Linked DNA regions of Homo sapiens: region 2 is linked to region 1. A link is a contact called in ENCODE Hi-C data. All regions are on one chromosome and are shown on one strand. Each heading gives the region's core, a stretch centred on a gene start or an enhancer-like site at or near the end of the contact. The rest is flanking DNA. Distances are from core to core; before and after follow the strand shown.

Region 1 (7,456 bases), core at 3,082-5,581:
TTTTGGACACATCTTCTTAGACACCCATTTCTAATGACCTGGCACTATGCAGGGCACTAAAAAGTGATTCAAGTTTTGCAGCCTTCATGCACTTTACATGGGAAGTGATCTACAGGTTCCTTTGCTCTTAGATTTTCCCAGTGTGATCTGGGTTTTCAGTTCTGTCCCCCATGTACTCAGCTCAGGGAGTACCCAGCATGGTGTGGCAGAACTTGGAGCACTTAGGATCCTGCCACCCCTCAAGAACCTGATGTCTCTTTGTATCTCCTCTGATTCTGCCTTTGGCTCCATTACCATGAAAATTATTAATATCTGCATTATTTGCTCTTAGTGGTAGGGTAAAGAAATCTGTTTTATTTTGTTGTTGTCATTATAATTTAAAATTTGAACCCTGAGTCCTTATGGAGTTAGATTTTTTTGAAACTCAAAAGCTGTTACAAACAAAAAATCCAAAACACTTTTTTTTGAATTATCCCTTTTCTTAGGCAATATTTGTCACAAAATAAATGGGATTGGAGCAAAGCCAAATGCAAGGAGGTAGACCACGAGCTAACATCTCAAAATATCTCTCAAATGTCAGCATTGAGTCTAAGTCCCCATCATGTGAAGCACAACTGCTGAAACTCCAACAAATGGTGAAGAATCTAAGATAAACAAAGTTGAATGAGTCACCTGAATGGTCATCTGCTTTATTATGAAATCTGAGCAAATAAGAAATGAAATATATGGAGAGCAAAGGCCTGGAATATTTTACCAAAAGGGAAGAAAAGCAAGCTCATATCCTCTTGTTAGTGTCTTTTAACTTTCCAGTCACTTAATTAAATGTCCACTGCGACAGGCCGGGCAATCTGTCAGCACATTCTCACAGAGGATATGTCCACATTTGTAACAAGACCAGAGCAATACTGGACCCCAAAATTTGGGATTTGTGGGTGAAACACTGTGCTCAGACAAATATGTAAGACAAAGCCCCTGCCCTCAAAGAGCTTACAGTCCAGCTGAGCTTGAATGGACTGGTTAGTAAGAAGTCAAAATGTGAAGTGCTGAAAGTCACAGCAAAGTTTTGAAAGAGGAGGGATGAAGTAAAGTGATTCAGAAGTAATGATTCCAGAAAAACAAGAACTGGGAAAACTTCTCTGGGCTGAAAAACCACCTGCATGTGGCAAACCATACAAAGGTGAGAAAGTACAGAAATGCTGAAGCCAGCCATGTATATGAGAAAGTGGGCAGAGTTAGTGACAAGCCTGAGGGGAAGGAAGAAGGGAAGCATTCAACATTTACTCTAATTGGGTTTGTTGTCCCAAACAATTTCCCCCAATATCTCTGTGTGTGTGTGTTCATAAGAGATACAGTACTTCATATTATAAAACTGCCACAATATCATGTTAATACTTTTTGAAATGCATATCTCTGACACAAAGATTTGCTTTACTTCAGAGAATACTGTGGAGCATTGGGAGCTGCACTTTGGGGGCGATTCATAAATATTTTATTATTTTATTTGTTATGTATGCCACTAATTCCCATTTCAAGAGCTACAGAAGTTCAAAGTCAAGAAAACATTGTGTGGAAGGCTTCCCCTACTAAAAAGTAGCTCCTATGAATGAAAGAGGATGGATTTCTAAGATGTTATTCCTGCTGACAGCCAAAGATGAAGAGAGAAAGGAAGAGAAGCCTCAGGTTTATTTCTGCTGCAGGTTTGAGACTTTGCAATGGAATTAATACTCCAAGAAGTTGCCAGTATGGCTGCAGGTTCTTAATGAGGAAACACATTCTAGAGTTGCTATGTGATTATTGATAAGTTCTTAACTTAGTTTGGACAGTTTTGGTCATTAGAGAAATATGTGGGGGTTAATTACGAGATCATTAAGATCCCATCCAACTTCCCAATTGTATGACTTATGCAACTTCCATTTATAAGTAATTAGTTAATTAAGGAAATGAAATAGGCCATAGATGTTAAGAAAAAGCCTAAGTCCTTTTACAGAAATAAAAAAAAAAGGTAGTAGTGGTCTCTGAGAGAAGCATTAGAAGAAACACTAACAACAGCCTTCCAAAAACCCATACTGGGTATAAGAAATGATGGTCACTTTATCTTCCCAAAGTGACAAGGAGGTGTCACTCTGGAAAATTAATTTATGACTCTAGGGTAGCAGTTATAGCAAAATAATATTCCTGGCACATGTCTGAAGACCCTTAGTCATTACTTTGAAGTATTTCCACTTAAATTTGACAACGGCACTGATGGATTCTTAAATTGAAAGAAAGGACAGTATTCTGGCAAATGAGGCAGCCTGGTGTCAAAAAATGTGGGATAGGTTTCTGGCTACTCCAGTTGCTTGTTTTGTGACACTAAGAATAAATAAAGAAAACCACATATAAGCATTGAACAAAGGAAAGTGTTTATTTGCGTTATGTAGTTTGTAATTGTTAAAAAGAAAAAAAATCTGTTTTACTTTTCTTGCTGCTCTTTCTTAAAAAAACAAAACAAAACAAAATAACAACAACAACAACAAAAACAGAACAAGGAGATGATTTTATCTCAAAATAAAATATAATACTCACTTGCCTTTGTTTTACCACCACTTGCAATCGGGCCAAGACCATTGGTATTATCTGAATTTAACTTTACTGTAGACTTCTTCAAAACCCAAATTGAACTCAGAGAATAAAGCAGTCTCTTTAAGATAAATTTGATTCCATTTTTATAATGTCTAGTACAAACAGAACAAAATGTTTTCTTTTGAGTGCTGAATGAACAATATATGGGAAATGCTCAGAGCACTGTGGCTGGCACATAGAAGGTTTTGACATAGGTTATTCATTATTGACACCCTGAAACTGAGTAACACACAGGATGACACACGTGAATGCACCAAAGCTGGACCTCAAATTCTGAAATTCAACTTTACAGCCTCTGCTTCTGTCCATCTGCTAAGGACTCATTGAAAAGTTGGGGGGTATAATTATATCTATCTATATTTATGTGTCTATATCTAGATAGGAAAGCAGATAGAGAGATAGAGAGATAGATAGATAGATAGATAGATAGATAGATAGATAGATAGATAGATAGATAGAGATATATAATCATCTTCAAATTGCCAAATGTATAGAGGATAGACTGTAGTAGAAAAGGATTGGGGCGGGGACAGTAGGCTAACAAGAGGGAATTAAATTCTGAGCAAGAATGTGGCCATGGAAATAAAAAGGAAAAATGCCAAGGAAATGGTTGCTAAAATTCTAATTGGCACCTGGTTGTATAAAAAGTGATGGAGGAGATGAAAGATGGAAGGCTAGTTTGACTGAGGGAAAGACATGGAGTTTGAAGCACTGGAATACCATAGACAGCATTGAATAGGAGGCCCTGACCAGCAGGGCAACTGTCTGAGGTTGTGCAGGCTGAGCAGGGGCTGAAATCCAGCTCAGTTTGCTGCCAAGCTGAAGATCCTGATGCGAGCATTGTGCATCTGGAGGAAGGGGACGTTTGTTACAACTCGCACAAAGGGTGGAAGAGGCTTTGCTGATCAGATATCCACATTGAGCTTTAAGATGAAGCCATAGGCCTATATGAAATTTTCCAAGGAAGAAAGACTAAGAGAGAAAACAAAATAAACACAGACACTGAAACCAAGAAGGTGGGAAGAAAACAGGAGCCCTCTAACAAGAGGGAAGAAAAAAAAAAGCCTAGGAGAGGGGCAGAGCCATAGGCTATGCACTAGATCTCTACAAGATCTCTAATATCAAAAGACAGAACTATTTCAAGAAGAGCATGAGGGTAAACAGTATAGATGGCAGAAAGAACAGAAGGTGAAGACAGAGATAAAAAGCTGTTGAATTTAACTGTTAATTCAGCCATCATGAGCAACCTCTGAGAGGTCATTTCAATATTGTGGTAGAAATAATGCCAAAGTGCAAAGGGCAATCAACTCAGAGGGAGGCAAGGGAGAAGAAACAAAAAATATAAATTTTTCTTGGCACCAGGAAAAAAGAACATGGTTGAAAAGGCTGAAGATTTGTTTGTTTGTTTCATGTAGAAGAGGCCTGAACATCGTTGTGCAGTGAGGAAAAGCAAAGGTGCAAGTAAAAGGACATAATTTATGAAGCAAGTCCCGGTTCCATCTTCATAAATATTTTGTTTAAAAGTTCCATAAACACCAGTGGCCCAGGAAATGCTTTAGCAAATACTCATTAACAAAATGACAGCTATTTAAAAATGTTCCCATAGCTATCATATGTTTATCACTCCTTGAGAATAAAGTCTGGCATGGAATCGTGACTGTTTTCTTTAGTATGAGAACCCTTCCACTCCCTGGGGATTTTCAGAGAATGGGGTACATGATTGACCTCTTACTCAGACAGAAGGAAATTATGCTTTCACTTCCTGCCCCCTTATGTATTTGTCACTCAGTCATTACTTCTGGCTAGATACAGATATTAGACTGAAAGCTTGGAAGCCAAGGTTCTAGATCAGTGATATTTCAGGACTAGTTCTCCTACTCTTAAAAAAAAAAAAGTGATCAGGACTCACTAATTTCCAAGTCATTTCAGTTCTGAAATAATCAAATGAGCAAAGTCATATGTAAAAGAATGCTTATCCTAATTTTATTCACAGCAGAAGTCACTGAAACAATGTAGGTCCCCAACAATAGGAGCCATGTTCTATTATGTACAGTATAACCATAGAATGGAAGAATACACAACAGTAAAATTTTTTTTCAAAGTGTTCTGATTGATATAAAACAAATAATTTCCACAATACCTACAGCAAAAGAAACAAAACCAAAAAAGAAAAGGAGGGGGGTTATAGAATAACACTTGAGACCTTCTTGTCCTCCAATTCCACTTTCTGAATTATTATTGACTGTAGATACCCGATGCTTTTTCTTCTGGCAATTTACAGTTCCAAATTACTGTTTGCTAACAGTAATTTCAGAATTTATTAAATGGCTTTGCTTAATGAACTGTTCATGTTTTAGCATGATTCAGCAGTATACTAAGTAACAAATACTCCAATAATCAAATATGAAATAAAACATAGCAGTTTTAACATCATTTTATTTGTCGATGTCTTTTTAAATTAAGGTTTGAAAGTAATAGTCATTCAACAAACATTTATTTCATGATTAAGATGTATTAATACAAAAAGAACCTTGGATTCATATTACCTCTTCAACTGTCCAGAAGCTCCAATTTAATATGTTAAACAAAGGCCAATATGTAGGAACATACTTGAGTCAGTTTGAGTATCTTTTTTCCCTGGGAGATTGTAATTGAAAATGAACTAAATGTGGATTTTTCAAAGAACAAAGCATTTATCTCTTTCTCTGTTCAACAACTTCAGAAATCTCAATATCTTCTCTTCCCTGAACACAATCAAAAGCACTAAGCTTGACAGTTCCTTGGGAAACATAAATCTTGCTCACTGAATTCTAGTTTATAAGGGGCTGAATTCTGAGGCTTCTGGAGAATTCTCATAAGGTTGTACTAAGAAGCACCCTTATAAGGTGTTATCAGTGAATGCTAACATGCATTAATTCATTTAAATGGTTGTTTCCTTTTCCAGGTTTGAAAAGTATCTTTCTAAATCGAAGTCTTCCTAAGCGTGTATTCAAAATGACACTGACATTTCAGGAATTTTAAATTTAGGTCTTATGGTACAAAAGTTCTAAATTTAAAATACATATTCTTTAGTATGTCGAATTTCCTATTTAGGTATGAACACGAAAATTAAATTTCGATTAAAATGAAAGAGGAGTCAAGTGAGGAAAAGCTTTACTGAATTGACTTAACATAGCATATTTTCAGTTTAAAACAGCGGTGTTTCAATTGGAATAACATTTCATTTTAAAATAAGTCATGCCACCTAACTGAAGGTAGGAAGCAAAAATAAGCACAATTTCTAGACAATTGTTTTTTTTTTCTTTTTTTTTTCTTTTTTTTTTTTTTTGAGATAGAATCTCACTCTGTTGCCCATATTGGAGTGCAGTGGTGTGATCTCGGCTCACTGAAACCTCCGCCTACCAGGTTGCAGTGATGCTCCTACCTCAGCCTCCCGGGTAGCTGGGATTACAGACATGCGCCACCGTGCCTGGCTAATTTTTTTATTTTTTGTAGTAGAGATGGGGTTTCACCATGTTGGCCAGGCTGCCCTCGAACTCCTGACCTCAAGTGATTCGTCCGCCTTGGCCTCCCAAAGTGCTGGGATTACAGGTGTGAATCACCATGCCTGGCCTAGAGAATTGTTTTAGACAAAGTTAACAAACATATGCATATCCCAAATTCATTATTGCAGACAAAAGCCAGTCTCTAATTCATTGTTTCAAACAGAAAAGTTTGTCATATACACCATCTGATGCTTTAACACTTAGGAAAAATTTCTACAGTGACTAGGTGAAACTTGTATTTTTTTAAAAATTAAAGAAAAATGAGCTTCTAATACAAAAGTCTTCACAATGTGATTCCAAATAAAGTTAAATGATCAAGTATTTAGCCAAGGAATCTAATTAAAGTTGAAACATAGAATTGCCCTGGACTCAGCTTATAGCTTAATAAATGTATGTAATATATCCAGTTTTTTTCTTTTGTAGAGTGAGATTAATAAAAGTGACTACTATCATTTTCAAGATCTTTGAGAAATCAGTGATTCGTTTTGCTCTAAAATGCACAATATAAAAATATTAGAAGAAAACACATATTGTCATATATTGTGCTACTAATTCATTGTACATGGTTTATAAAATTGCTTTGTAGTGTTTTTCAGCTTAAAAGAACTTGTAAGTTAGAAAGCCATTCAAGAAATCAGAAAAATCACTGAGAAAATAAATCTTGCCTTATTCATTGTTTTCTTAAGCATAATCTCCACACAGAAGAATTGAATAAACCAGAAAATGAATATTTTTTTCCTTTTCTCTCTTTCCTACAAAGCATTATTATGCTGTTTCCCAGCTAGACATGCATGTGAACAGCGTGATTGTGAATGGGACTAAAATAAAACACTTAGTGCTTGATTAATATTAGGTATGCCTCTTGGGATTTGTTTAGTCACTGATTCCTTGACACACACCTCCAGTAACTTTATAAAAAGAACAAACCACACTTTCTGTATAAGATGCAGTAACACATTACTTATTCCAGAACTACTTCCATGGCAACCTCTACTACAGAACACAACTAAGAACTTGGACACAAGCCAAGTGTCTCCTGAGCACCCAAAATAGATGTCACTGTGTCTATGTCCTTTGGCACATGCACGTTTCTCATAAGAGAATCTCTTGGACCCTCAGATAAAGTTATTGCCTCTTATTCGTCCATAATTTTTTATAAACTTGTTCATTTTCTGGTGTTCTTGCTCCCAGCACAAAATAATCATGAAGAGGTTGTTGAGGTTGAAGGAAGTTATTAGAGATATGCAAACTGTCTACACCAGTAAGTAAAGAAGTCACTCTTCAATATG
Region 2 (7,456 bases), core at 2,538-5,037, 1.2 Mb before region 1:
TGGGCCAATGTACCAAGCACAGCTTCAGCCAGAACAAATGCTCAGCATTTAGACTTGCTAACCAGCAGCAAAAAGCAACAGGAAAAGGCTTACACTTGGAAAATGAAAGGAAAAGTGTCTGTGTATTGATAAGAACAGTGGGGAACAACAGGATATTAAGGAAACTGGCAAGATGCAATTTATTTCTCTAAAGAAAAAACATTTATTCTTGTTTTGTTTTTTGAGACAGGGTCTCACTATCACCCAGTGCAGTGGCACAATCATGGCTCGCTGCAGCCTCCAACTTCTGGGCTCAAGGGATCCTCCCACCTCAGCCTCCTGAGTAGCTGGGACTACAGGCATGCACCATCATGCCCAGCTAATTTTTAAGTATTTTTGTAGAGATGGGGTCTTGCTTTGTTGCCTAGGTCGGTCTCAAACTCCTGGCCTCAAGCAATCCTCTTGCCTTGGCCTCCTAAAATGCTGGAACTACAGGTGTGAGCCCCTGCACACAGCTTGAAACATTTATTGTTGAACTGAGTACACAGGAACCCATCAACACATTTTTCAATTACTGAATAAACCAAAAAAAAATTGTAGGGCTCCTCCACTCTCCACTTCAAGCTCATTCTATCATGGGAGAGTATATCCAAAATTAAATGTCAAGGATCCTCCAACCCCCCAATCAACAACTGCTACAAGGAGAAACCACTGTCAATTACATTTTAAACAGGCTGCTGTGGACACATTCATAAAAAGAGACAAAATTCCTACAACTGAGAAGTTTTTTCTAGGCTCCTAGCAAACAACACATGGACTACAAAGCAGATACCTAACCTTATTTGCATATTACACAAAGCAGACAGCAACAACAAAAAAAGGAGGAATAAGTTGTCCATACAAATGCTTTTAAAGAACCATCAGCGCTTTTGTTTATATCTTGATCTTGGTTATCTTTCCCTTTGGTTATTTAATTACACACGCCACACTCGTTTCTACAGAAAGAAAGCTTAATGTCATAAAAACTAGAGGCAGTTTCATTTTGTTCCATTTCATTCCACAGACATTTCAAGTAGGAAGAACAGGGAGATTATTATAGGAGAAGAAAGCTGGAAACATCTATTGGTATTTTATATGGTAACAAGCAACAGTTACATGTTTCTAAATATTCTCATTTTCATCATAACCCCAGCTCACCTCCTACTACCCGCTATAATTGGCATCTCCTTAAAGCTAAACAGTAAGTCATTGTTTTTCTGCAGAAGTCTCCCTTCATTTGACCTCTGCTAAGCCGTGTTGTGAGCCTTACAAAGCTTGTCAGGATTCTTTGGGCTGGATTTTGGCTCAGCTATCAACATTTATATGCAGAATATATCATCTTTTCACCATCACTACCAATAGGCAGTTCACTTGCATAAAACAAAAGGTATTTATCAATCTTAAAGCATCCCTCTAACCTTCAGCCAACGCTAAAAATTAGAATCTGAGAGTTCAAGTAATTAAGAAAGACATACACTTGAGAATTTTTAGAGTCCTTAATAATGTTAAGTTCTTGATAAGGCTGTAAAGTTTCCATTTCTACTCTCTGAAAAGCAGACACTAATATATCCACTGCAAGTAAACAATAAGGAAACATTCAACATTACCACCAGATACACTGTGACAATTTATATTTTATAAGACCTGTTTATAAAATAATTTCTTCAAAACAGAATTGTATTTTGAATATTATTTACGTCAAAGTTGAGAACAGGAATGCATTTATCTATGGCTTTCTGTACTTCAAGGTTGTAAGCCTCACAGAATGAGAACAGAAAAGCCCCTGATTTCCAGTAAACATTGACTTCCTCTTATGTGCTAGACCTAGGGATAAAAAGGTGAGGGATTCCACAATTTAGCGAGATACACAAATGAAGGAGGAGGAACAAAAGAAAAAAAAAAAAACATATGCTAAGAGTGATAGTAGAGGTTGATTACAAGTGCTAAAGGACTAAGGAGAAAAACAGGAACTCTAAATGGAGGAGCCTGGGGTGATTTAATTAATTAAGAACAGGGACATCTGAGCTGAATCTTGAATGATGAGCAGAAGTTTCCAAGAGAGAAAGAGGCCTCCGCCCCAAGACAGCACTTAAGTTTGTAGGGGAGTGATCATTCACCATAGGGTGTTTGCATCCGTCTTACTCCACTCAGATTTCTCACAGGATGGGTCCGAAAGCATGCCTGATACTCTGTGGGGACGATAACGTCTTGCAGCCACCCACTCCACTGGTCTGGAGTGCCTCAATTATCTTTCAGAGCCTGCAATACCCTCCTACCCCCACCCCAGACAACGGCCTGTGGGCTTTCCTCAGCCTGAAACAACGATCTCAAATTACTGTGCACGTGGAAAACTGTCAGTTTTCGGGAAATGAACCGAGTGTGGATGTGGGAGTTTAGAATGCAAATGCACTCAACTGGGGCCTCAGATGATCACACAAACAAAACCGATCACCATTCCCAGACCCCTTTTGCTCCTCATTGCCCAAAAGAGGCTCAATCTTGGGAATGCGAGTCACTCAGCACTGGGTCTGCACAGAGTACCAGGACGCTGGTTACACAGAGCTTTGCTGTGAAGTCTGGCCTAACCTCCTAATTCAAATGATTTTACACTGTTTTCAAGACTTCCACATATCATTCTGTTTGCTGAGCCAACATTAACAATGTGAAATGGAACGGGGAAGAAAAAAAAAAAAGCTCAGTGTAAGTTTTAAACGAATATTTAGTTGCATACTCCCACCCCCAAACTGTTCGCTTATTTCCTGACATGCTTAGACCAGTGTTTCAGACTTGTAAGTAAAATTAAAGAAGGGTAAGACTGCCAGCGGCAAAGGGGGGAGAATTTTTTTAACCATTCATATTTAACACTGGCCAATCTTTAAATTTCAACTTTAAAATGTTCCTTAAAGTTAGCAAGAAATAAAAGGATGGGCTAGTCCAGGGATTGGCAAACTATGGCTCATGGGCCAAATCTGGACCAGCTACCTATTTTTGTAAATAAAGATTCATTGGAACATAGTGATCCTCATCTGCTTACGTATTGTTTATGGATGCTTTGGTCCCACCACAGCAGAGCTAAGTAGGTGCAACATAAACCGCGTGGGCTGCAAAGCCTAAAATATTTACCATCTGGTCCTTCACAGAAAAGGTTTGTTGACCCCTGGACTAGTCCCTAAATTAGTAAGAAACACAAGGGGTGATTTTTTTTTTTTTAAGTTCATTTAAAGCCTAAAGGAATAGAGACTGCTTCTGAAATAACTTCTTGTAAAATATACAGTCTTTCAGTGACAGCAATTTCTCCTTATCTGCCTTCTTGACTTCAGGGAAAAGATTAAAATCTCCATTCTTATCTCTAATTATCTCATTTAAATGTCTTTCCCCCTTATTCCAAAAGATTAGCAAAATGTGATGTGTGATGGAAAGTGTGCCAAGCAGGCAGCCTCCATTCACTGTACAATGTCACCCAACATCTTCAGGACTCTTCCCCATCTCCAAAGCTTGACCTTTTCACAATGCCTCCAAGGTGTTGTGAAGTGTGTGTTGATGGAAGTGTGGGAAACCCATGAGGTATGAAACCACTCCAGTCACTGTTCTGGCTGCATCTTAAAGTGAATAACGGACTTAACACTACAATTCTTTATAATTTGAGGATAAAATAAATGGAAATGACAGGATATACGGGACACAGCACAGCAAAAGGAAACACTAGGAGACACTCTGGGAGTAAGAACTCCCAAGGCACAGGGAGTCCATCCAACTTCCCTGTGCTATCTATTCCAGCAGGCGGGTGTGGTTTTTGGAAAATATGAAGAATTAAGCCAGTGGCTGCTATTAAAGGTCAGAACTTAATGTTCCTCAAATGTCCTGATTCTTCAAAAGTCTGGTGGGAGAATGCACTGCTGGATCTGAATACCTTTACGTACATAAAAAGACATCTGTCAGGCTGACAGTGTAAGGAGGAAACAGGTTGACAGTCTTCATAACGTTAAACCTCTGTCTTCAAATGGAGGTAGAGTGAACCTCTTACATATTCTTATCACCTATTCCTTCCCATTTAAAACCTCTATGCCCCACCTGCACTCAGGGAGACCTTGTTTCCCCTTATAACTCTAGCCTAATCACAGATTCCCAACTATTCTCTTACAATAAAGTAGCTCAGAAACGGCCACAATATTTATATCAAAGTTTACCAAATGCTAGAGGATAACAGAATAAAAAGAAACAGGTAACAGGCATCCAGGTATCTGACAAATTACAACCTGCCCGATTTCAGTCTGGGGCCCCTGGTTATTTACAGACCCACCATTAATTTACCTGGGAGGACACTCACTCACCCCCAGATTTCTCTCATTGTGGCCAAAAGGAAGCCTTTGAGAGCCCTGGCCATGAAATAAAAGACCCCACCTGTGTAGGATGACAGACATCAACTAAGGGCACCTCCTTTGGGGACAATCCGCCTGCCTTCCCACAACTTCAAAAGCATAACACTGGAAGAACACAATCCAATAGTCCTAGCATTTCTCTAATAAATGCACTCCTAGAGTGGCAGGGAATGATTTAGTAATAGTTATATTCTGTCACATGCATTTTACTGTTACCCAAAAATGGGGAGGTCTTAAATGGACATGAGTCTCCACTTTCCTTCAGTGTGAGAAGGGCTGGTTCTAAAAAATTTATCTTTAATTCTCAGCAAGAGACAACCTAGGTGAAGAAAAACGTACCTTAATCCAAGAGCTTTGGTCTGAGACCTCAAGGAATTTAAATAATCTCTACAAAATGAGGTATTATCAAGCACACACAACTCATCCAACAGGTTTTAAAAAATTGAAATGACACCCTGAGAGGAAGAAAAATAAAACAGGTTACGTGTTTGTTTACTCTTCTTCTAATCATCTTCCCAGATACACACCAAAAAATAACCTTAAGAATAGTTCCAAATCTTACTAGGGGTATGAGTTACACAGATGCATGCACTGTCAAAATGGGCCAGTACACTTAAAATTTGTGCCTTTCACTGCATTTTATACCAAAAGAAAAAAAAACGTAAAAAAAAATACTGAACTTTAATGATATACAAGCTATTTACGGGACAGTATACTCTCCCACAACTTATATAAGAAGTATAAAAATACATTAATGGATGGACACAGCAACAAAGAGATGAATATATGGTAATGCAAGTAAAATAAAATGTTAATACAGACTGGGTATCCCTTTATCTGAAATGCTTGGGACCTTAAGTGTTTTGGGTTTCAATTTTTTTTCTTTTTTTTGGATTTTGGAACACTGGCATTTAGCACTACTAATCTTAAAATCTGAAAAATAAAATGCTCCAATAAGCACTTCCTTAGAGTGTCATGTCATCACTCAAAAAGTTTCAGATTTTGTAGCCAGGCCTGGTGGTGCACGCCTGTAATCCCACCTACTTGGGAGGCTGAGGCAGGAGAATCACTTGAACCCCAGGAGGCAGAGGTTGCAATGGGCCACTGCATTGATCACACCACTGCACTCCAGTCTGGGCGACAGTGAGACTCACCTCAAAAAAAAAAAAAAAAAAAAAAAACCCAACAGCAACAACAACAAAAAGTTTCAGATTTTGGAATGTTTAGGATTTTGAATTAGGACTATTTAATATGTACTTATAATCTGAGAATAAGGCTTTTTACTGTGAAATTCATTAAACTTTTCTGAATGTTTGAAAATGTTCATAATGTTAGAAAAAATAACCACAAGAATAAACTATTAAATTTGGTCAAAACACTGTGGTAGGATCGTTGTGTGCCCCACATTTTTCCAACAGACTCTCCTCTCTCCTCTAGGGTATTTACAGGCTTCTGGTTAAATCTCAGATTTTAGCAGAAAGGAGTAATTTGGAAGCACAAATTTATCTATGAAATATTATAGCAAATCTTTGGAAGGAAAGGAACTCAAGAGTGGTCCTAAACTTGTGAGACACATGATTTCATCAGCTGTCAGCAGAACTGAAATAGCAGAAGTGTGCATGTTACATGTGTATCCGTGCATGCACGCCAAGCAAAACTAGAGCACTTACCTAACACCTTCAAATCTTTCTCTGGCTTCTGCTTTTTGCTCTACTGGGAAACTACAAGCAATCTAGTAGAGACACATGCATACATTTGTAGAAGTAAGTTTCAGATTCCCACCTGGGAAGTTTTCAGGGTAATCTCCTTAGCAGCCACTGTGAAGGCTTAATTCACCTTCCCTCATTTCCTCCCCCAGTATTCATTCTTTAAAATATACTTTTCTCTACTTGGGAATTAGGCTGTTTGTAAAGTTTCAGAAAGTTAATCTTCTCTGGTTCTTGTCCTATTTCTTCCTGTACTGATTTAGGGCCTATAAAGAAACCACCGGAATCACATTTCCTTCTTCATATTTCAAAGTGTTTTTCCTGCAAGTGCTTCCCCACAAAATTACCAAGCCAGAAAGCCTTGAGCTTTTAGGAAGGATTGAGTCTATGGTTCTATTTCATCTAGTTTGAGTTACATCTGGTATATAAAATACGAGAGAACCAGATTTTAGAAAAGCATTTTACATAAGTAAATCTGTAATACAATAGGTATTACCTTATATGTACCAATCTCCCTTCGCCCATTATTTCTCCTCTGAGCTAGTTCTAAATGCTGCTGCAATAAACCTCCTCCCTGCAGACATGCTGAGGAACCATGTCATTCGAAATTCTTTCCTTGCTCTTTTAGAAGTCTGGCCTCAGTTCCCTACTAACGGGCCCTCCTCACCTCCAACTTCCCTACCACTTCCTACTACAGAGCAACTGGATGGCCACTCAAGGTCCCCACACAGAGACTGCTGTTTGTCAGTCTCCTGCCACGACTTTGTTGAAACTGAAGGAGGCAGAGAGGAGGCTCAGCAACATGCCACACGATGGAACATTTTGGTTACCATCACAGTAAACGAGTACAGGGAATGGTCTCAGCAGGGCATGGTGGCTCACACCTGTAATCCCAGCAATTTGGGAGGCCGAGGCAGGAGGATCGCTTGAAGTCAAGGGTTCAAAGACCAGCCTGGCCAACATGGCAAAACCCCATCTCTACTAAAAGTACAAAAATTAGCTGGGTGTGCATGGCAAATTTTTAATTTTATTTATTTACCTATTTATTTATTTTGAGACAGAGTTTCACTCTTGTTGCCCAGGCTGGAGTGCAATGGCATGGTGTCAGCTCACTGCAACCTCCACCTCCCGGGTTCAAGCAATTCTCCTGCCTCAGCCTTACAGGCATGCACCACCACGCAAAAAAAAAAAAAAAAAAGCATGGTCTCTGGAGTTAGTGAAGGATTCAGACCTAGGCTCTGCCACTTCCTAACTGTGGTTCTTTGGGTAAATCATTTACTCACTAAACATGGTGGTGAGGGGTAGAGTAAGGCTGTGTAACCCACAGAGCACCCAGGAGTGTCTTGCACATAC

What was found. A loop is a pair of places that touch in the nucleus more often than their neighbours do. Pooled maps may share reads with other maps.
Region 2: a pooled map shows a loop between it and region 1 (6-fold over the local background). The contact joins two enhancer-like sites. A Hi-C loop is called at or near these places in 2 of 37 single-sample maps with no recorded cell type and 3 of 50 pooled maps.

The regions. Positions count from the first base shown.
Region 1 is chr4:85,780,531-85,787,986 of GRCh38, reverse strand. All of the region lies in intron 3 of ARHGAP24 (Rho GTPase activating protein 24), which reads right to left. Among named protein-coding and RNA genes, the nearest start is that of MIR4451, 62 kb to the right of the region's middle. Within about 2 kb of position 4,331, at least 3 of the 41 ENCODE cell types and tissues checked have a DNase peak (open chromatin) inside an H3K27ac peak, as active enhancers do.
Region 2 is chr4:87,025,907-87,033,362 of GRCh38, reverse strand. All of the region lies in intron 2 of AFF1 (ALF transcription elongation factor 1), which reads right to left. Among named protein-coding and RNA genes, the nearest start is that of AFF1, 95 kb to the right of the region's middle. Within about 2 kb of position 3,787, at least 10 of the 41 ENCODE cell types and tissues checked have a DNase peak (open chromatin) inside an H3K27ac peak, as active enhancers do.